Regions from separate parts of the Homo sapiens genome. Here region 1 is linked to region 2. Evidence: chromatin loops called from intact Hi-C (ENCODE). Cell type or tissue: natural killer cell. All regions are shown on one strand. Links, peaks and the distances in the headings refer to the core of each region. The heading gives the core; the rest is flanking DNA. Region 1 has its middle 50 kb from the start of IL1RL1. Region 2 overlaps IL18R1 (interleukin 18 receptor 1).

Region 1 (12,930 bases), core at 4,931-12,930, 110 kb after region 2:
GGGAGAAAAGTCCTTCTGAGAGGGCAGCAGGGCACAGCACCCAGGGAAGACCCAGCAAAAGGGAAATTGTGCACAGAAGAGTGTGAGATGCAGGGGATTTTGCCAGGATGCAGGGTGAGTTCTTGAGAAACTGGAGAAGGTTTCTGAGAATGAGGGAGGGAAGGAGGACAGAAATGGAATTGTGTATTTCCAGAGTGTTACGGAGATTTTGAGAGCAGGGTAATGTAATGAGTGGGAGATGAGGGGTGATCCGGGGGTGCATGGCATTCCAGGGATAAAAGGGATCATAAGCTTAGACTTGAGGTCTCAATGAAGACCATGGTGGTGAGGGCGTGAGAGCAGGGGAAGGAGAGTAGGAGCCTCATAGAAGGCTTGGAGGCAGGAGAAACCATCTTACTCCAAGCCCAAGGGACCCTCCGTGCCCCTGTGAATGGAGGTCAGCAGGCCTGGGAGGAGGCTTTTCTTCTAACTATGCTGGGCTCAGTTGCTCTTGAACCAAGGAGCTCAGGAGGCTGGAGGGCCTATAAAGGTTGCCCCACACATGGTGCAAGGAACTGTCAGGGCCATGGGGGAGGCATTCAGGGATCACTCCCAAATGCATCCTCCCATGGTGTCCCCAAGGCAGTTGCACCATTAGCAGTCCTCGCTAGTCACTGGAGCTGTAACCTTTGCAAAACTGAGCTGGGCCTGCGTGGATGGGGGTAGGGGAAGGACGCCTGACCCCAGGGCAGGGACCAGGGTCCACCTGGACTTCTCAGGAGGCATGCCATGGCTGGAGCCCTGGAGGAGCAGTATGGCATTAAAGGGTGGTGCCCACAATAAAGAAGGAACCCCACAGCAATATGTTCTCAGGAACAGCCCAGCCCAGTCCAGCTATCCAGGCCTTCTCCCACCTTGCCTTCCCCAGGACAGTTTCCTCTCAGGATCCACCAAACCCCCTCTATCAGGACCTAACCTCATATGGGAAGGAGGAAAAAGACCCAAAGATGCTTAATTCTGCTCTGCACCAGTGTTTGAAAGCCACTCCTCTAGTATCAAGTGGAAGTTCTGGGTTGCATTCTTATCAAGAACATTTGCATTTCTTAATATCCCAATAAACTCCTTACTGAGTGAATTGTGTCAGGCTCTGGGCTGGCTCTTAGAAACTGTGGGCAGGGTGGCAGTAACAGTCCACAGCCAAGACCTGGGATGCTGAGGCAGCTCAGGGCTCAGAAGGTGGCCCACCATGGCAAGGGAAGAGGGAAAAGGAAGTTGTGGAGAGAGCCAGGACTTTGAAGCTTCCATGGGCCCAGATCTGGGGCCTCAAAACCCACTGTACTGGCAGACAACATGTCCCAGCAGGAGGCCAAGTTCTTCACTTACTGTGGCCTGGCAGGACTGGCCTTGGAGCCAGCAGAGGACCCAGTGAGCAGCTGTGGAAGCCAGAAGCAGAGAGACCAGAATGCAGCTAGAGTGTCATCTGGGACTGTCAAACTCTTCCAGCATGTTCTTGGATTTACTGCCTGCATGATTAAGCAACATACTCTTTTGAGAGTGCTGAAAAACCTCCCTTGAAGTTTTGCCGGAGACTCTTAGTCTTAGTCCCAGGGGCCCCTGATGTGACAAGGAGGCTGATCCTAGTTCTCTGAGCCCAGGCAAGGTTCCAGTTTACTTTGACCCCATGAAGAGACAAAACACTCAAAAGCAAATGCCATCATCTGCTTGAACCCTGAATTTTCTCTTCTTCTATCATTGTTACTATTATTAGTTATCATTGGCCAAATGCTAGTTATATGACAAAAGACTTTATCAAACATCTTAGCTTCACAATCTCCTTTAGTCCCCAGGGAGGAAACATTATTCCCATTTTGCAGTTCAAAAACCTGAGGCTTACTAGAGAAAAATAAAGAGTTGTGCATATTGTTGAAGGAGGACAAGGAGCTAAAACTCAGGTCTGATTCCGCAGCTCGTAACCTTTTCAAAAATTTGTGAGGACTAATACACATAATATAAAATTGACCCTCTTAACCATTTGTAAGTGTACAGCTCAGTAGCATTAAGTACATTCACACTGTTGTGCAACCATCACCACCATCCATGTCTAAAACTTTTTCATTTTCCTAAACTGAAACTCTGCATCCATTGAACAGTAACGTCCATTCCTTATACACCACACTGGCCCAGGCACCCACCATTCTATTTCCTGTCTCTGAATCTGACTACTCTAGGGACCTCACGCAAGTGGAATCATATGGTATTTGTCTTTTTGTGACCAGCTTATTTCACTTAACAGAATGTCCTCAAGGTAAGGCAGAGTCATGGGAGAGAATGTTTTCAATGCCATGACCACTGGGTTGTGGGGCTGGTGTTTTTCCTCTGTGCCACTCTGCTACTTAGGCCTACACTCTTGATTCCACTAAGGGCAGTGTGAAGACTGAACTGTGTCTCCGCCAAGTTCACATGTTGGAATCCTAACCCCCAGTATATATGGATATGAATGTATTTGGAGATAGTGCCTTTCAAGATGTAAGTAAGATAAAATAAGCTTATGTGGATGAATCCTAACCCAATAGGACTTGTGTCCTCATAAGAGCGCAAGACACTAGGGATGGGAACACACAGAGGAAAGACAACATGAGGACACAGCAAGAAGGCAGCTGTCTGCAAGCCAAGGAGAGAGGCCTCAGGAGAAACCGAACTGTTATTTACACAACAAAGACTGTGGTATTTTGTTATGGCAGCCTGAGTGGATTAATACAGACAGGGATCTCTGTGTCACAAGATAGGATGAACTGTCACATACTGGCCTCTCCCACTGGCAGTAATGCCTTTTCAGTCTTATTTGTGGCAAGGAGGACAGTAGTCACTGGCAGTCTACATTTATGTACCATACAGAGAGAGGTGTGGGTTTTAAGTCCACCATGAGGACAGGCAAAGGACGTTCTTTCAACATTTTGAGTTTCCACTAACACAACACTACAACCGGCATGTCTGTGGTTTCCTTGGCCCAATTTACCTTATTCTTTTTTTTTTTTTCTTTGAAACGGAGTCTCGCTCTGTCACCAGGCTGGAGTGCAGTGGCGTGATCTCAGCTCACTGCAGCCTCTGCCTCCCGGGTTCAAGCAATTCTCCTGCCTCAGCCTCCCAAGTAGCTGGGACTACAGGCACACACCATCATGCCTGGCTAATTTTTTGTATTTTTAGCAGAGACAGGATTTTACCATGTTGGCCAGGATGGTCTTGATCTCTTGACCTCATAATCCACCCACCTCGGCCTCCCAAAGTGCTGGGATTACAGGCATGAGCCACCGCACCTGGCCTCACCTTATTCTAACCAAGCTGCACAAACTCTCATACCCAGCAGCACCATAAAAATGTAATGTCTTCACCAACTACGTGAATCGCTTCTCTCTAGCCTGCTGCTTCATGGAACTAGGAGAGGAAAAAGACTCACAGAGTGAGTGACATGACCCAATAAATGAGCTTCCACCACCTGGAAGTCACCAGCCTCCTTATTAAAATTGCAAGACACTCTGACCTCAAATACAGAGGAATTCTTACACATGTCTTTGTGTTGAACACTGTCATTTGTGGGTGCCATAATCTGTATATAATGATTGCTTTTCAGAAAAACAAGTAGAAAAATCAGCCATTGTTTTTTTCCATTCTAAGACACATCGGAAATTCTAAAATGTAGCCTTCAAGATGGAACAGAAAAGCTGATGACCTGAAAGGAGTTCAAAAGTATGCAGAGGGCTGGGGGTGGAGGTGTGAGTCCAGAGAATGCCGGAGAGACATCCAGCCTGGCATTAAGAAAAGGGGCTGGGAGAATCACTCACTTGCTAGAAGAGTATCAGTGGGGCCTCCCAGGAAATTCAATCAGGAGAATCATGCCCTAAAAGTCATTTTGGAAATGTGTAACTCAGCACAGGAAAACTGAACAAGGGTGAGAATACCCCTTATGGAAATGAGATTCACACATTTTCATGTAAGATGAGCTCCAGGGAACAGCAGCTACCTTGGTGAAGCCATGGGTCCCTGGGGCAAATGTTTTGACCACAAGCCAGTGTAGACCCCAGGCAGGGGAAAAGTCTTCATGCTTCAAAGACCAGAAAAGAAATGGGGGTTGAGTGGAGGAGCAGTGATGATGCCAAAGAGAATAGATAGGTATAGAATTACAGGATAGAAATTAAAGGTGAACTGAAAACTAAAAGAGAAAAATCTTATTTTGCAAAGAGGATACCCAAGGGCAGCCCCTAATGAAGAGCAGTCCCAGGACTGGGGCTATGGATGGGCCTCAGAGGTCTGCTGAGCTGGTGGGAGGTCCCCTGCCCATGCTTCATCCCATCCCGAGGTAGCCCGTGCTGGTCATGCACCCCCACCACCAAGTAACAGAAATTGTCTGTGCGTATGATGGACTGCACTGAGCTTGGTGGACAGGTTTGAGAACAGGAAACTGACAAAAGGACTGAAGTGGAAAATGTCTTTGAACCCAGAGTGACATATCTCCCTCTTTTATCACTTGAAAGTGATAAGGGGGGATGTTAACCAGCATCAACAGCAAAATGACCCTGCCTTTGTGATGGCCCCTGTCTTCTCTTTCCCTAATTTTGTTTTCTCCATTGGGTACGAAATATGTGCTGGTGAAATTTACCTCATTTTACTGATTAGCACAAGTACAGAAGACATCCATTAAACAAATATTTATTGAACATCTGCTCGGCGAGGCACTGTGTTATATCACGGGAATGGAATGGTGAACAAGATAAAGATGACTTTTCTCCTCACAAATCTAACAACCTCAAGTTATCCAACTGCAGTCAGAGTGCCTGCCACACTTCTGATTGACCCTTCTACTCACCCAAAGCTTCTTTCCTTTCCATTCCAACAGCATCTTTTCAGATGTTCTATTTGGCTCAGATGTGAAAATGCATCATCATGTCCGTTGCTATAAGCCACTGCTCTCATTTCCTAACCATTGAGAAAAGGGACTCTTGCTGGTGCACCATCACCACCTCTCTTGCACAACTCAACGTTTCCCAGAACCTTCACCCATCTCCTCCCTCATCCCCACTCCTCCTTCCTAAGAAAAGCATGCCTCTTTTCCAAACTCAGCCCCTCCACTTGTGTTCTAGGTTTGATTTCTCAATCCTCCCAGCTCCCAATGCAGTCTCACCTTTCAAAGGGTTCTTCTATGTCTCAGTTCTGACGTCTGTATCTATCAGCTTCAGATAGTGATGTCTGTATCACTCGCTCTCTAAGCATGTTCTAGACACACATGCCCCTATAACTAAAGCCTTCCCTGGTCTTCACTTTCCTATGAAACCACTGCCCTGCCTCTCTCCTTCCTTTCTCTACCCAAATTCTTACAAAAGAGCTCTACTCCAGCCTTCACCGCCCCCACCACACACCTACCCCCTGGAACCTTGGGGTTTGAACTGCTCATTGAAGGTAATGGATTGCCTTCTGACTGACTTGCTAATGAAATCTTCTCAGCTCTCATCTGTTCTACACTGGTGCCATTTGACACTTTGACCACTTCCTCTTTGACACTCTACTCTTGGCCTCCATGACACCCTACTTTCTTCTTTGTGTCCCTTCCCTCACTCTGATTGCTATTTTTGGGTTCATTCACTGATTCCTCTTAAATGTAGGCATTTTCTAAGGATCTGTCTTTCCTTCTCTTTCTAGAGACTCTCATAAATTCTCATAATTTCAACTATCAGCAAATGCCGATGGCTTCAAGACCCATATCAAGCCAGTCTTCCTTCTCCCCCTCCTCACTTCACCTCACCTGCAAATTCACTCATGCTACCTACAAAATATCCATCACACTTCTTCACTTCTTTCATTACTCACTACCACTGTCCAAATTCAGGTCTCATCATGTCTCACCAGGAGCGTTCAATAGCTTCCTGTTTATTCTCCATGTGTGCCCTAGTCTTAGTGCATTCAATTTCATTTCCTCCTCAATAACCAGCAATGGTTCCCACAGCCCATGGAATCATGTCCACATTCATTGCTTAAGAGTCTTCACTCTGGATGCATGTCCTTGCTCAAAATATGGGCAAATTATTTACCTTCTTTGAGCTCTGTATCCTTACCTCACAGCATTGTGGTAGGAGCCGTTGTTCAGTTTGTACACTGCAGGAGTGTGTCCAGCTGATGGAGCAAGTGGCAACTAAAACCCAACCCATCCTCCAATCACTAAGTTCGTCCCACGACCTGGGCTGAGCTTGAGTCTGCTCAGAGAAGGAGGTACTTTTCTCTGCAAAGGAGGTACCTTTCTTTTCACACAAAGGTACAGTAAGGGCTGGGACTTCCCCAGATTTCTTCTTCAACACATGCATTTTATCCTCATACTTGACACTCGGGCCCAAATCTTCTATTTTTCCCAAATATGCCGTGTACATTAAGAAATCAGTGTTTATGTTCCCATTATCTCTACAGCCCTTTGTCCTCCCATTCTCTGCCAGGGGAAACCTTCTCATTCTCCGATGTCACTTGGTTTGGGAGGGCTCTGTGCATTCCTCCTGGCTTGGGACTTCCCTTTGAGTCCTGCATCCTGGTTACACATTTATAGAGCACTTATGTCAGTTTGTCTTGGATTGTACTCTTGATAAGGAATCTGCCTCCTCCATTTGTGTTCGATGACCTTAGGTCAGGACCCTGAGTGGAGCCCACCCATGTTTGCTGGTTTGAGTTCAGTACTTCTTGTAAACCTGGGATTGTAGCTAAGCACTATAGCGGTGCAGTTTGGGACACAAAGGTGTAGAGAAGAGTTTAAGGCTTAAACATGCATATCTAGAAGGAGCTAGATTAGAGAATGATTTTAAAATAACCCTAATTAAAGCAATAATAGTAGTCATAGAAAACATAACCAAAAAAGAGAGAAATCAAAATTACTTGTAATCCCACCACTCAAACCTTTGTCATCATTTTGCTCTATAACCTTACAAATGTTATTCTATATATATATATATATATTTTTTTTTTTTTTTTTTTTGAGATGGAGTTTCACTCTTGCTGTCCCAGTTGGAGTGCAGTGGTGTGATCTTGGCTTACTGCAACCTCCGCCTCCCAGGTTCAAGAGATTCTTCCACCTCAGCCTCCCGAGTAGTTGGGATTACAGGCGCATGCCACCACAGCCGGCTAATTTTTTTGTATTTTTAGTAGAGATGGGGTCTCATCATGTTGGCCAAGCTGGTCTCAAACTCTTGACCTCAGGTGATCTGCCCGCCTTGGCCTCCTAAAGTGCAGGGATTACAGGCATGAGCCACTGTGCCTGGCCACATTATTAATTTTTAAAATAAATTACCAACTTTTTCATGTGTTATACTATAAATAGTTTCCCATGACATAAATACTTTTCTTTAACATTATTTTAATGTCTGCATCATATTTTATTGTATGCTTGTACCATAATTTATTTAAATATTACCGAATTTCATTTTTTCTGTTTTATATAACACTGGAGTCAACATCATTATAACTAGATATCTGGCACACCATTAATAATCTCTTAAGAATAAATGCCTAGAAGTAGAACTGCAGGGTCAAAAATTAGGTGTTGTTTTCTTTTCTTTTTTTTTTCTTTTTCTTTCTTTCTTTCTTTTTTTTTTTTTTTGTGACAGGGTATCACTCTGTCTGTCACCCAGGTTGGAGTGCAGTGGTGCAATCATGGCTCACTATAGCCTTGATACCCCGGGCTCCATCACATCTGGTTAATTTTTAAACTTTTTGTAGAGACAGGGTCCCACTATATTGCTCAGGCTGGTCTCGAACTCCTGGGCTCAAGCAATCCTCCTGCCTTAGGCTCCCAAAGTGCTGGGATTACAGGTGTGAGCCACCATGCCTGGCCCAAAGTTAGGTACTTTTTAAAGATTTTTTGATACCTGTAATGAAACGGGCCACTGGAATCACCAAGCTAACCATTCCATTTGAGATCAATGGCTCGCCAATTTCACCAGCCTCGCCAGAATGGGTATTGTCAGAGCACAGAATTTTAAGGTTGGAAATAATCTAAGAGTTGATCTGCCCCGTGGGTCTCACTCAGAATCAACTGGGCATTATGTATTTCCTCAAGCTCCTCAGTTAATTATTCTGTGCAGTCAGGTTTGAGAACCACTAATGTAGTCAAAACCCCTCACTCTGGATTTGAGGAAACTAAGGGCCAAAGAAGGTACATAACTTTCCTAAATTGACCCATGGAAGGTACACAAATAAAAATGTATCCAAAAGATAAAGGAAAAGAAAATGATGTATTCAGGTGGAAAATTAAGTAGTAATCATTTCAAGTTAATTATGGATAGGAGAACTAGGTATTTAAATTTAAAATCATATTCTAAGCATGAAGACTGTTTAAGAACACAGAGTGAAAAGAGCGCTTGTCTTTCTTCTATTCCATGAAGAAACCATTCTCAGCCAATCAATTCACAGCCATTTGTTCATTTCAAAACTTGTATATTTTTAAGTCTAACTTTACAAAGAAGAGGAGATAATAACAAGGACCCTGATAAATTAACTATGTATGTGTGGGGTGTAAGAGACACTAAAACACAATTTTACACAAAAATCAACCCTGATGGTACCAGTCAAATAACTGGGTCTTTTTGTGAAAAAGAAATGAAAATACCTCCCAGTAGCCACAAAATACTGTAATCTTGTGGTTCTAAGAACCTTTAGTGAATAACAGTAAGACATGGTTGGATTTTGTGTTGATTTCAGGTTACATTTATTTCAGTTAAAGAAAAGGTGTAAACTTGTGAGATATATCATTTCTCCAGACTTGAGCACATGGAGAGGATTACCTGCATGTGTGTTTGGTGAGAGGAAGGGTACAATAGCCTAGAGACCATGTCTGAGATGACATGTCTTTTAGAGAAGCTGAATTAGCATTTGTGATCAATGGTTACTTCCAATCACCACTTTACAAGAAAAAGTGATTTTAGCACCTTCGTTTCTGAGAAAGGCAATGTTCTCAGAAAGGAAAGTTTTTAACTCTGTTATTTGCTGCTCTCAGGAGATACTTGTGGTTTTGAGAGTGTTACTTGCCTGTTACTGAATCCACATTACTACTCCTGATGGTGAAATGAAAAGAGATATTACTTTAGTATGAATGACTCACTGGGTGACTCTGTAGATGAGTGCCTTCCTGTGTTGCTGTGAGTTGCATGAGGCATGGCCTCAGATTCCAAAGTGCTTAAACTACAGAAAAAGGAAGGAGAGTAGACTCCCTTTCATGGAGGATCTCACACTCTGGGTGACGAGGCAGGTGCTCTGCATGCTTCTCACATCACTTAATCTTCCCAAAGGAGACCCTCCAATGGAAAGAGTGTGCATGTAGGAGAGAATCAAAGAAAATTGCCATTCCTGGAAACCATTCTACAGTGATATAATTAAGCCAAAGGAAAGAGCAGTTAATGGTGTTTGGAGAAACGAGAGTAACTTCATTCAGGAGATGAACTTACTCTGTTCCAGGACAGTTATGCTAAACCAGGAATGGGGCACATCAGAATCATTTGGTGGGAATCCCCCAGGTGGTTCTGAGGGCATCCCTTTCCCTCATTGTCTAGAGCAGGTTTTCTCAGCCTCAGAACTATTGACATTGGGGCCTGGCACTTCTTTGTTGTGGGCGGCAGCTGTTCTGCACATTGTGGGATATGTAACAGGACCCGACCTCCATGAAACTGATCTCCAGTTGCCAAATGTCATCATGTCCCCTGGAGCATGATTAGCTGAAAAGAACTAATGATAGACAGTAGAATTATGAGCAGGATAAGGGAGAAGGGTCTTAGATTGCCAGGCAAGGAGTTGACTTTTTAAATGCAAATGACATTCTTCTCAATAAATTTTGGATACTTTTTAATAGGCAATGGGATATTAGCTTTGTGTAGGAATGTACATTTTAGGAAAAGAGTGCTCAGAGATGGTTAAACAGGCACATACAATATTAGAGAAGAATATACAAATAGCAAATCAACTAGGGTGCAGTTAGAAGCTTAAAGGCATAAATGTGATTATTTTGTTGTGGCCCCAACATAAGAGAAAATAAAGATGCAGGAAATATTTCTTTATTCTTTTGTAATGAGTGACCCTACCAGAGGGACACTACCCAGAAATTGAACTTGAGTTTGTGTGCTAGCAGCAGTCCTTTAAAATGAGAGAAGTTTCTACTATGATGTAAGATAAGTTAGGATAAAAAATCACATGGGTTTTCTTGAGAGGCCATCCTCATTTAGAAAGTCACACCACCTCTGAAGCACCAACAGTGTCTTCCTTAGAAGGGTAGGTTTAGGGGAAAAAGGGAAAAAGTGTTGATTGCCCTAAGGAAAGAGAGTGACTCCACATAGTGGCATTGCTAATGGCCAGCAAGACCAGGGCAGACAGAGGCATACACTCGATCAGCTCCTGACCCAGTGCTCATTCCAGACACCAAGACGGGGACCCCAGACTCCTCTGTGATATCCTGAGTGTGCCCTCCAGAAGCAGCTTTGCTTGTATGGGTAGCAACTCACCTCCCTGAGACTCACCCCTCACTGCCACAGTCTCCCTGGGTCTTCCACCAAGGAGATTGAACCCTCAGCCATCCTAGCCAGCTTCTACTTACAACAGAGTCCCAAATCCTCAACACCTATAGCCCAAATCCTCATCATCTCTTGCCCCTGAGGTGACAGTACCCTTACCAGCCCCTAAGCGCGGAGGGGCAAAGGGTGAGACAGGCTAATGGTGAAGATCCCTTTTACATTTGCTCTCTGGCAACAGCACATTAACTGCAGTCCTCAATTATGTCCCCGTCATGCTTGGCTCAACATTGTCCCGTACAGTTAACAATTGGTGAGTAAAGAAATGTGAGAATGTGGAAACTGGACACTAAAGTTATAATAGGAAAATTATCATCTTGCTTCTAATGCCAGTAGAAGTACAGTAGTTATGCCAAGAGGTTACTTAACATTATATTATGATTGGTAAAGACTCTGTTTTCTGATTACCATGAAATATAGCTAGAAATAATTAACAATGTTACATGCAAACAAACTGAACCGCTAGGAAAAAAGAAAGGCAACAACATTGTTTAAAATGAAACTCAAAAATCAAAAATCAAAACTTAAGTATCTCAATATTAATAAAATACCCAGAAGAACGCTGCATAGCAAACTTCTGGAATACAGCCAAAGCTGTACTGGGAGGGCAATTGTTTAATTCTTAAAAAAAAAAAATAAAGTATTTGAATGAAGTTGCTAAGTACTTATCCTGAGAATTTAGAAAACAATCATGAGAGTCACAAATAAACTTGAAAAAAAAGAGGGAGAAGGACTTAAAGATAAAATTAATTGGTTAAGAGAAAATGTTTGCATTGATAAATTCAAGTGGAATAGAGGGTAGATGGTAAAATAGGCATCTCTGCCTAGTTAAGTCACAGGAGGGAGAAGTGAAAGTGAAAGTAAACAAAGTTAGAGATGAAACAAAGAACAATATACATTCAGAACATTAACTGCTTTTAGAAAGATTATATCTCCATATAGTAATTAATTAGAAAATTATATGTGCATTATTTCTAGATAAGAGTAAATTACCAAACTTTTATTTATTATTAAAGAAATAAAAAAGAATCAAATCAATAAATGTGTTAGAAATAACAAATATAATTTAAGAATAATCACCAAAGTAGTACCTGACTCAGATAATTGCCTTCACATCTGTAAAGAAGAAATAATTTCCAGCCTATATTAACACTGCCAGAGCTTATTAAAAGATGAAAAGGTTTGTAATTTGCTTTATAAAGCCAGCATAATTTCTTTTCTTTTCTTTTTTTTTTTTTTTTTTTTTTGAGACAGAGTTTCACTCTTGTCACCTAGGCTGGAGTGCAATGGTGCTTTCTTAGCTCACTGCAACCTTCACCTCCTGGGTTCAAGCGATTTTCCTGTCTCAGCCTCCCAAGTAGCTGGGATTACAGGTGCCTGCCACCATGCCTGGCTACTTTGTTGTTGTTGTTTCTTTGTTGTTTTTGTTTTGTTTTGTTTAGTAGAGATGGGGTTTCACCATGTTGGCCAGGCTGGTCTTGAACTCCTGACCTCAGGTGATCCACCCACCTCAGCCTCCCAAAGTGCTGGGATTACAGGTGTGAGTCACCACACCTGGCAAGCCAGCATAATTTCTACAGGACAGAGTTAGTAAATGTAAACATTCATTCGTAATTTCATTTGCAAATATAAATGAAAATTCCAAATAAAATTAGATAAATGAAGCACATTAACAAATATAAGTACACTGTATACTCAGGAATTCAAAGATGGCTTAATATCAGGAAATGTATCAATATGCTTCATCATACCAAAAAGTCAAAGAAGAAAAATCATATAATCATCTTAATATATGCCGAAGACTCCTATGACAAAATTCAATACAAATTTTCAAAACTTAAAGCTTTTAGTCAACTAAGCCTAGAAGATCATTTAATTTAAAACAATTTAAATGTAAAATAATTAAAATTTTTAAAGAAAATAAAAACAGCCAACATCATAGCTAAGAGTAAAACCATAGAGATATGTCCCCTCTCATTCCTATTAAGCAAAATTTTAGACAGTCTAAAAATTAGACAGAAAAAAGAAACAAACTCCACAAATAATGGAAAGAAAAAGACAAGTTTATTACTATTTCCGGTTATGATTGTCTATATAAACAAAATAAATCTGCCAATAAAATAAAATAAACAGCAGTTGACAAGTTAAAATAAAAGTAGAAAAACCAGGATTTCATCAGCCTGGAAGTAACTATGAGAAAAAAAAATGGAAAAAAACATTCCCAATAGCAACAACAAAACAATTTCTGAGAAGAAATTTTAAAGAAACTTAAGCCAGGATCTATGTGAAAAAGTACTGTTATATTAAGAGATATTAGAGAAATATTGTATTAAGAGATAGTACCTGTTTCTAGAGAGGCATAAAATTG
Region 2 (8,000 bases), core at 1-8,000:
GGGAGGGTGGCTTTGGTTTCAAAAGGTCTATAAACTCCTGATGTTGTTTTCTAAATGTGTGTATATATATATTAGGTTTTGTTTCTCAAGGCAACTTCTTCCAATCCCCTTCTTTTACTGTTGAATAAACCAAAGTCTGGAGTTGCTGCCCTCAGTGTAATTGAATTAGCTCTTTAAATGCCTTACTGACCAAAAGTGAGTGTGAATAGATTTTATAGTTGTTGTTACTCCTGATCAGAAATTAGTGATCAGGACTATCACTAGGCCAGGTGCAGTGGCTCACACCTGTAATCCCAGCACTTTGGGAGGCCAAGGCAGGTGGATCACCTGAGGTCAGGAGTTTGAGACCAGCCTGGCCAATGTGGTGAAACTCCGTCTCTACTAAAACTACAAAAATTAGCTGGGTACGGTAATCCCAGCTACTCGGGAAGCTGAGGCAGGAGGCGGAGGTTGCAGTGAGTGGAGATCGCGCCATTGCACTCCAGCCTGGGTAACAAGAGCGAAATTCCATCTCAAAAAAACAACAACAACAACAACAAAAAAAGGTGATCTGGAATTGGAAAACAATACAGTATTTTTTAAATGAAGATTTTAAAGAGAAAATGTTTCAAATTTCATGTTTGCTTCCACTGCACCTGTGATGTATAGATTTATTTGCTAAATACAGCAGATGCGTGTTTTTAAGTTATCCTCTATGCCTGACACATTTGTGCCCACCTTAGGCTCTTCCAGTTCCCCTTTAGGTCTACAATAGGATAGAAGGAAGAAAAGACTAACACTTACTGAGTTCCAGGTATTAGACTATGTACATGCAAGGGAGATGACTATTTTCCTTAGGCTCAGATGAGAATGCTAAATCTCAGACAGGTTAAACAACTCACTCAGGCCACACACTTGCTACAAGATGGGGCCAGGATACAAATGCACATCTATTTGGCCCCAGAGGCCAGAAGTGCTCTGCACAATTCTACACTTTCACAATCCAATGAATCTGGCCCCTTCACCTTGGGCATGAATTTATAAAAGATTGGCCGTGACTGGAGAATGTGGCAGGCTGTTGTCACAGTTATAGGCAGTGGGTCCATGGCCATGGGACATGATAGAGCTACCTGGCTCTTGAAATGGATTCAGGATCCCATTGGCAGCACCTTCTTCTCAAGTGTGTTTTCGTAATGTCTCCCCAACTTTGACCTCAATGAATTGGAGAGATAGAGATTTCTGGATCTCTATGACTTGTTGCTTAAAAGGAATAGGGTACATGAATATCCCCATTTTTTCAGACTACATTGTTCTCTACCTCTGTAATCCTCAATTCCTAACACTCAACAAATGCTAGAGGACTGATGACACTCCATGTGCAGGACACTGCTCTGGGAACACTGAAACAATCAACAACACACTGCACCTGCCATCCAGGAGCTCCAAGGCTAGGGTTAACACTGAGGCCAACTGACCCAAAGCTGTGACCACACTTTCCTGCTGCAGGCCCAGCCCATCCTGGTTATGAAAACCACTCATTTTTGTCCACAGACACCAGGGGATAAACACCAGCCCCCACTTCTGAGGCTGCTCACCAAGCTGAACTTGCTGCCTGTCAGCCTAGGATTGGTTTATTAGATTTCTGTGTGTACATTTCCCTCTACCTTCATTTCTTCATCTCTATCATTGAAAACTATCCCTTTTGTATCCCCTTCCTTCTTAGTTGATTTCGTTCTTAAAATTTGGTGGGATAAAGTGATTTTCACTGCAGGATTAAATTATCAGTCCTCAGTGGCATTTGATTATTAGCAATGTACTCCTAAAAATTAAAGAATTACTGTTCTAACGGGAAATTTTCAGGTGTAAAGTCTGTTCACTGATAGATCCCACATCAAACTGCAAAGGGTTACACACCTAAGTTAGAACACATATGTGTATACACACACATCTGCAGTAAATACTGCTTACTAATTATGCTATATTTGAATATGTCTGTATCTTCTATGCTCCTGGGTGTCTAAAACAACCTGCTTCCATGTAGAATCCCATTTATTTTCAAGGCCATTGTCAAAGCTGCTTCTCTCCTCAACACTTTACTCTCATAGTGATCAGTCTCCAATATCCACTCTGGGACACCTCATTTTTCTTAGCATCTCCTATCTGCTACCCTGTCTCTCCACACCTCTCTCTGACATCCTGCCTCAATCTCTTGCTTCCATTGTTGCTTCCTAAGCCAGGCTGTATTCTCTACTACCCGTATCAGAAAGATGGCCAATGCCATTTGCTTCTGTTATCTCCAAGTGATGATCATAGATGCCTGGCTGTTCCTCTCAACGTGCTCTCTCAGGCCTGTCCAGAATACTTTATTCCTTTAAATTGTGCCTTCATTCAATCAGGAGTTGGAAGTTTGTGGTGGGGGGGGCGGTGTTTGTTGTTCTTTTTCCTTTACCCCATTTGTGAGTATTCATTCTTCCTTAGCTTGTTATGAAAAATCCCAGTTGTGACCCATTTCTGTAATTATCACTCTTAAAAGGTCATCTAAAGATGTACTGATTTTTATCAAAAGAGTTATTTAATTTTTTTCTGATGCCTGGGAGTTCCTATGTATAAAAACAAACAAAAATGACCTGATTTGGTGCAAAACTACAGAAGTGCTACCAAGGTTTCACAGTGGTAGCTCACTCTGCTCTCAACAGCATGGTTGATAATGATCAGGACTCACTCTAGAAGTGCTTCTAAAAGAAATCTGCTACATATGAAATCTACACACCATCACCTTCAGCTGGCCCTGAGCTATTTCTTACAGGTCAGTCTCAAGTCTCTATAAAACTACCTACATATGTAGGTAGGTACATCTAAAAAGAAACATGTTCGGTAAGTGTGGGTGATGCTTTCAGTTGGCTGTGCTCATTTCATGGAAGTTATGCAACCCAATTTCGAGTATTCTGGCACAATCTAGGGCCACCTCATGAGTAAAATGCAAAGCCCTTCCGTGTTGCCCTCTCTCACTGCCGCCAGCTGTGGGTTGCGATTGGCTGCCAGACACACACTTCCTCCACTAGCACTGCCACCTGGCTCCCAGTGAGCCCCTGCAGACTGGACTAGGGTGTTTCTGCATCAACCCCATCCCTGCTCCCCACCAGGGATGCCACCCAGGAAGCTGACACTGCCCCATTCGCAACACATTAATATTATCGTGAAGTCCGAGCTGCTGATTTCATTTGACTGGGGGCATGTAGACAACAGGAGCAGCTGAATTTTAAAACTGACTTTCATGCAATCGTCACTTGTCATTGGTAAGGATCCCCTAAAAGGAAATCCTATCAAAGTAATCTCCTTTCATTAAGGTCACTAAGAAAATAAGCAGAGAGAGATAAACTTATTCTGTTCCATAACAAAGAATGTATTTCATGTCATAGGAAGAGTAGGAAAGAAAAGGATGTGGTGATTATCTGACCTTTCAGATTACTGCATATTTGAGTTGCTGAACAAAGGACAAGAGGGCTGTGAAATACATTTTGAAAAGAAAGGGTTACTCACTTCATTTGGAAAAAGTAAGATCCTGTGTCATTCAACTCAACTGGCCAAAACTCCAAAACACAATCATGCAAAGCAATTCTCGAGGAACTCCTTGGGTTCAGCTCCACATGTTCCTGTGATCCACTGCTTTTGTACCAGCTTTTGGTGGTTGTTTCAATCTCATGTGCAAGTGAACACGAGCAATGTTTCAGATAGAAAGGTTCCCCTTCAACCACAGTAATGTGGGGACGTGAAGTACAAGATTCTTCAAAAGATTAGTAAAGTAAAATAAATAAAAACAAAAACCAAAATGACAAGGTAACTTTTTTTGGTCTCCTAATGCATTAGGTGAAGAAGCAAGGTTAGCAAGAAAGTCCTGAGAAATCTCGGTGTCAATTTCCTGTGGGTTCTTTATTTTTGCGTCAATCTTTCCAACACTAGAAAGGATAAGGCACTTTCAGAACATAGATGAAAACACAACTTCTGACAGTTTCTCCCCAACAGGAAGGTATCAGAACTTAACCAACCATAGCTAGAAGACTGATAATTGTGTCACCTCTTAGAAGAAAATATTACACATTACAACTTCTTCATAGGGAAAGCCACAGAAGTCACGGTGCTGCCATACCTACCTCAAAATATACCCTGCTGAGGAGTCTCAGTAGAAAAGAAAACAAGAAATCTAGCAACCTTGGCGTTCTTCCTCTGCACCATCAGAAATCTCACTCACCTTGCATTCACCCTGCCTATCTAACATTCCCTGGTAAGTGTGGGGATGGTTAAAAGTGTGCCTATGTAACTTACAGTGTGTGTACATTTATTATTACTGTAGGTCACCATGTGGATAATCAAGAATTCATTAATATAATATCAATCCAAATTTGCATATCTGTCACTTTCCCTCTTTCTCAATTGACCCAGATTCTCTGGCTTTGGAAATATATCTGACCATCATCTACCCAGGATAGGTGCTCGTTCCCCTCTTTCGGCACTTGTGGTACTTCAAGTTCAGCATTAATGGGTCTTTCTCATAATCTACCCTCCAGTGACTCTCGGGTGCACTTTTACCACATTTTGAGAATGAGAGTATTTAAACTGAACGAAACATTTCCCTTAGGACATGGACAGAATGCCTTCTCTATAGTCAGGGTTTGTTTCTCAAAGCAGCAGTCTGGTTTTAACTCAAAATTGTTAACCACAACATAAAGAGGAAGTGATGTGATAGAAGTATTCTGATATGGTTTGGCTGTGTCCCCATCCAAACCTCATCTTGAATTTAATCATGGGGGCAGTCACCCTCATGCTGTTCTCATGATAGTGAGTGAGTTCTCATGAGATCTGATGGTTTTGTAAGGGGCTTTTCCCCCTTTTGTAAGTTTCCTGAGGCCTCCCCAGCCCTGCAGAACTGAGTCCATTAAATCTTTCTCCTTTATATATTACCTGGTCTCAGGTATGCCTTTATTAGCAGTGTGAGAATGGACTAATAAAGTAAATTGGTACCAGAAGTGGGGTGCTACTGTAAAGATACACAAAATGTGGAAGTGACTTTGGAACTGCATACAGGCAGAGGTTGGAACAGTTTGGAGGGCAGTTTGGAACAGTTGGAACAGTTTGAAGAAGATAAGAAAATATGGAAAAGTTTGGAACTTCCTAAAGACTTGTTAAATGGCTTTAACCAAAATGCTGATAATGTTATGGACAATAAAGTCCAGGCTGAGGTGGTCTCAGATGGAGATGAGGAACTTTTGGGGAGCTGGAGCAAAAGTGAATCTTGTTATGTTTAGCAAAGAGATTAGTTGCATTTTGCCCTTGTCCTAGAGATCTATGGAACTTTGAACTTGAGAGACGATTATCTGGAAGAAGAAATTTCTAAAGAGCAAATCATTCAAGAGGTGACAGAGCATAAGAGTTTGGAAAATTCACAGCTTGAGAATGTGGTAGGAGAGAAAAATCCATGTTCGTGGGAATGGGGGGCATGGAATTAAAGCTGGTTGCAGAAATTTGCATAAGAAATGAGGACTCAAATGTTAATTGCCAAGACAAGGGGAAAAATGCCTCTAGGGTATGTCAGAGATCTTCATGAGAGACCCTCCCATCACAGGCCCAGAGGCCTAAGAGGAAAAAATGATTTCCTGGGATGGGCCCAGGGTCCCTTTCTGTGTGCAGCCTAGGGATTTGGTGCCCTGCATCCTACCCCTCCAGCCATTGCTAAAACAGGCCAAGATACCAGGTCAGGCTGTGGCTTCAGAGGGTGCAAGCCCCAAACCTTGGCAGCTTCCACATGGTGTTGAGGCTGCAGGTGCACAAAAGTCAAGAATTGAGGTTTGGGAACCTACGCCTAGGTTTCAGAGGATGTATGGAAATGCTGGATGTCCAGGCAAAAGTTTGCTGCAGGGGTGGAACCCTCATGTAGAATCTTTGCTAGGGTAGTGTGGAAGGGAAATGTGGTGTTGGGGCTCCCATACAGAGTCCCCACTGGAGTACAGCTAGTGGAGTTAAGAGAAGAAAGCCACCATCCTCCAGGCCCCAGGATGATAGATTCACTGACAGCTTGCACCATGCACTTGAAAAAGCCCAGAAACTCAACACCAGCCCATGAAAGAAACCAGGAAGAAAGATGTACCCTGCAAAGCCACAGGAGCATAGCTGCCCAAGGCCATGGGATCCTACCTCTTGCAGCAGCGTGACCTGGATATGAGACATGGAGTTGAAGGAGACTATTTTGGAACTTTAAGGTTTAATGACTGCCCTATTAAATTTAGAACTTGCATGGGGCCAGTAGCCCCTTTGTTTTAGTCAATTTCTCCCATTTGGAAGGGGTGTATTTACTCAATGCCTGTACTCCCATTGTATCTAGGAAGTAACTAAATTGCTCTTGAATTTACTGACTCATAGGAAGGGACCTTCCTTGTCTCAGATGAGACTTTGGACTTGGATTTTAGAGTTAATGCTGGAATGAGTGAAGACTTTGGGGGACTGTTAGAAGGGCATGATTGTGTTTTGAAATGTGAGAGCATGAGATTTGGGAGAGGCCAGGGGTGGAATGATATGATTTGGCTATACCCCAACCCAAATCATCTTGAATTGTAGTTCCCATAAGCCCCATGTGTCATAGGAGGGACCTGGTGGAAGGTAATTTAATCATGGGGGTGATTACCCTCATGCTGTGCTCCTGATAGTGAGTGAGTTCTCATAAGATCTGATGTTTTTATAAGGGGCTTTTCCCCTTTTTGCTCAGCCTTCTCCTTGATGCCACCATGTGAAGAAGGATATGTTTTCTTCCCCTTCCACTATGATTGTAAGCTTCCTGAGGCCTCCCCAGCCATACAGAACTGTGAATCAATAAAGTCTCTTTCCTTTATAAATTACCCAGTCTCAAGTATGCCTTTATTAGCAGCATGAGAATGGACTAATACACATTCTTTGAAAACATGGATGTCGAATCTACCACAAAACACAAGAGTTAAGGAGCACCAACTTCATGTTTTCTGGTTGCAATACAATCTCTATTTTATACTAATACTTCAACATAGAAGGTGTGATACATGTGTATATGTGGGTGTCAGCTTCAATTGACATGCAAAACCCTGGTGAGTCATTAACAGTTCATTTATTTTCCTGTTTTAGAGTTAATATAATAAAATGCATAGGCTATACAATATGTGCTCCTTTATGTCTGGGTTATTTTGACATGATTGTTATAAATGCATTCATGCTGTAGCAGTGATGTGTTCTTTTCTCATTGTAATGTAGTATCTAATCGTGTTACCATTTCGCAATTTATCCATTTTATAAAAGGATGCATGTTGGGGATTTGGTTTATTAAACAAATGTCTGTTGGATATTGGCTTATTTCTAGGTTTTCAGGTTTTCGCTTGTCTTAAAAAGCTTCTATAAACACATATGACTGTGTTTGGATGGACATGTGCTCTCTGGAAGTATTACCATTTGAAGAAACTTAATGTGAATTACACACTCTCCAGAGGTGGGAGGTTGATAATTGAAAGTCCACACCACCCCCCTCCTCAGGCAGCTAGAAGCTTTGGATATCTAATCATGGTTTACCATTAGAGGCTTTGTTGATTACCATAATGCTTGTTGGAAATGGTCCTTGATGGGATAAATAAGTGGAATTCAAGGTTTGTGGAGTTCCAAGTGCCAAAATAGGCACTCCTATTGTTCCATAAACACAGTATAAGAACCCAGCAGTGCCAACAACCAATGCCCTTTGGAATAAAGTCTGTGTTTGAAACTGTCTTGAGTTTGGACAATCATAGCATTTTGTCATTTAAACTCAACTAGGTTCAGTGAATCCTACATGTAGAACATTGTCATGTCTCCCTAGAGTGAAACATTCATGAAAAGTGCTCTTCAGGGCAGGCAGCTGGGAGCTTGGCAACTTTGCACAACTGGCTGCATGGCTGTTTCTGTGCCTGAAACATGCTCTCATTATAATGAGGAGTAAGGCTATTAGTGTATGTCCACAGGACATGGAACTCATG

The links. A loop is a pair of places that touch in the nucleus more often than their neighbours do. Peaks named below come from ENCODE experiments on the same cell type or tissue, not always from the same donor. Only the 100,000 strongest peaks of a DNase experiment are listed, where the experiment ranks them.
Region 1: it touches region 2 in a loop (5-fold over the local background); 63 of 110 quality-filtered maps call a loop at or near these places.

The regions. Positions count from the first base shown.
Region 1 is chr2:102,254,920-102,267,849 of GRCh38, reverse strand. No RefSeq gene overlaps it. Among named protein-coding and RNA genes, the nearest start is that of IL1RL1, 50 kb to the left of the region's middle. In natural killer cell, for the core only: no CTCF peak of the experiment used is centred there; DNase peaks (open chromatin) are centred at 5,509, 9,079 and 11,399; H3K27ac peaks cover 1,417 bases.
Region 2 is chr2:102,363,588-102,371,587 of GRCh38, reverse strand. It overlaps IL18R1 (interleukin 18 receptor 1), which reads right to left. Exons shown (of 11, transcript NM_003855.5): 3 at 3,520-3,763. Among named protein-coding and RNA genes, the nearest start is that of IL18R1, 12 kb to the right of the region's middle. RefSeq lists an enhancer at 3,794-3,843. In natural killer cell, for the core only: no CTCF peak of the experiment used is centred there; DNase peaks (open chromatin) are centred at 2,687, 2,957, 3,997 and 4,637; H3K4me3 peaks cover 917 bases; H3K27ac peaks cover 4,258 bases.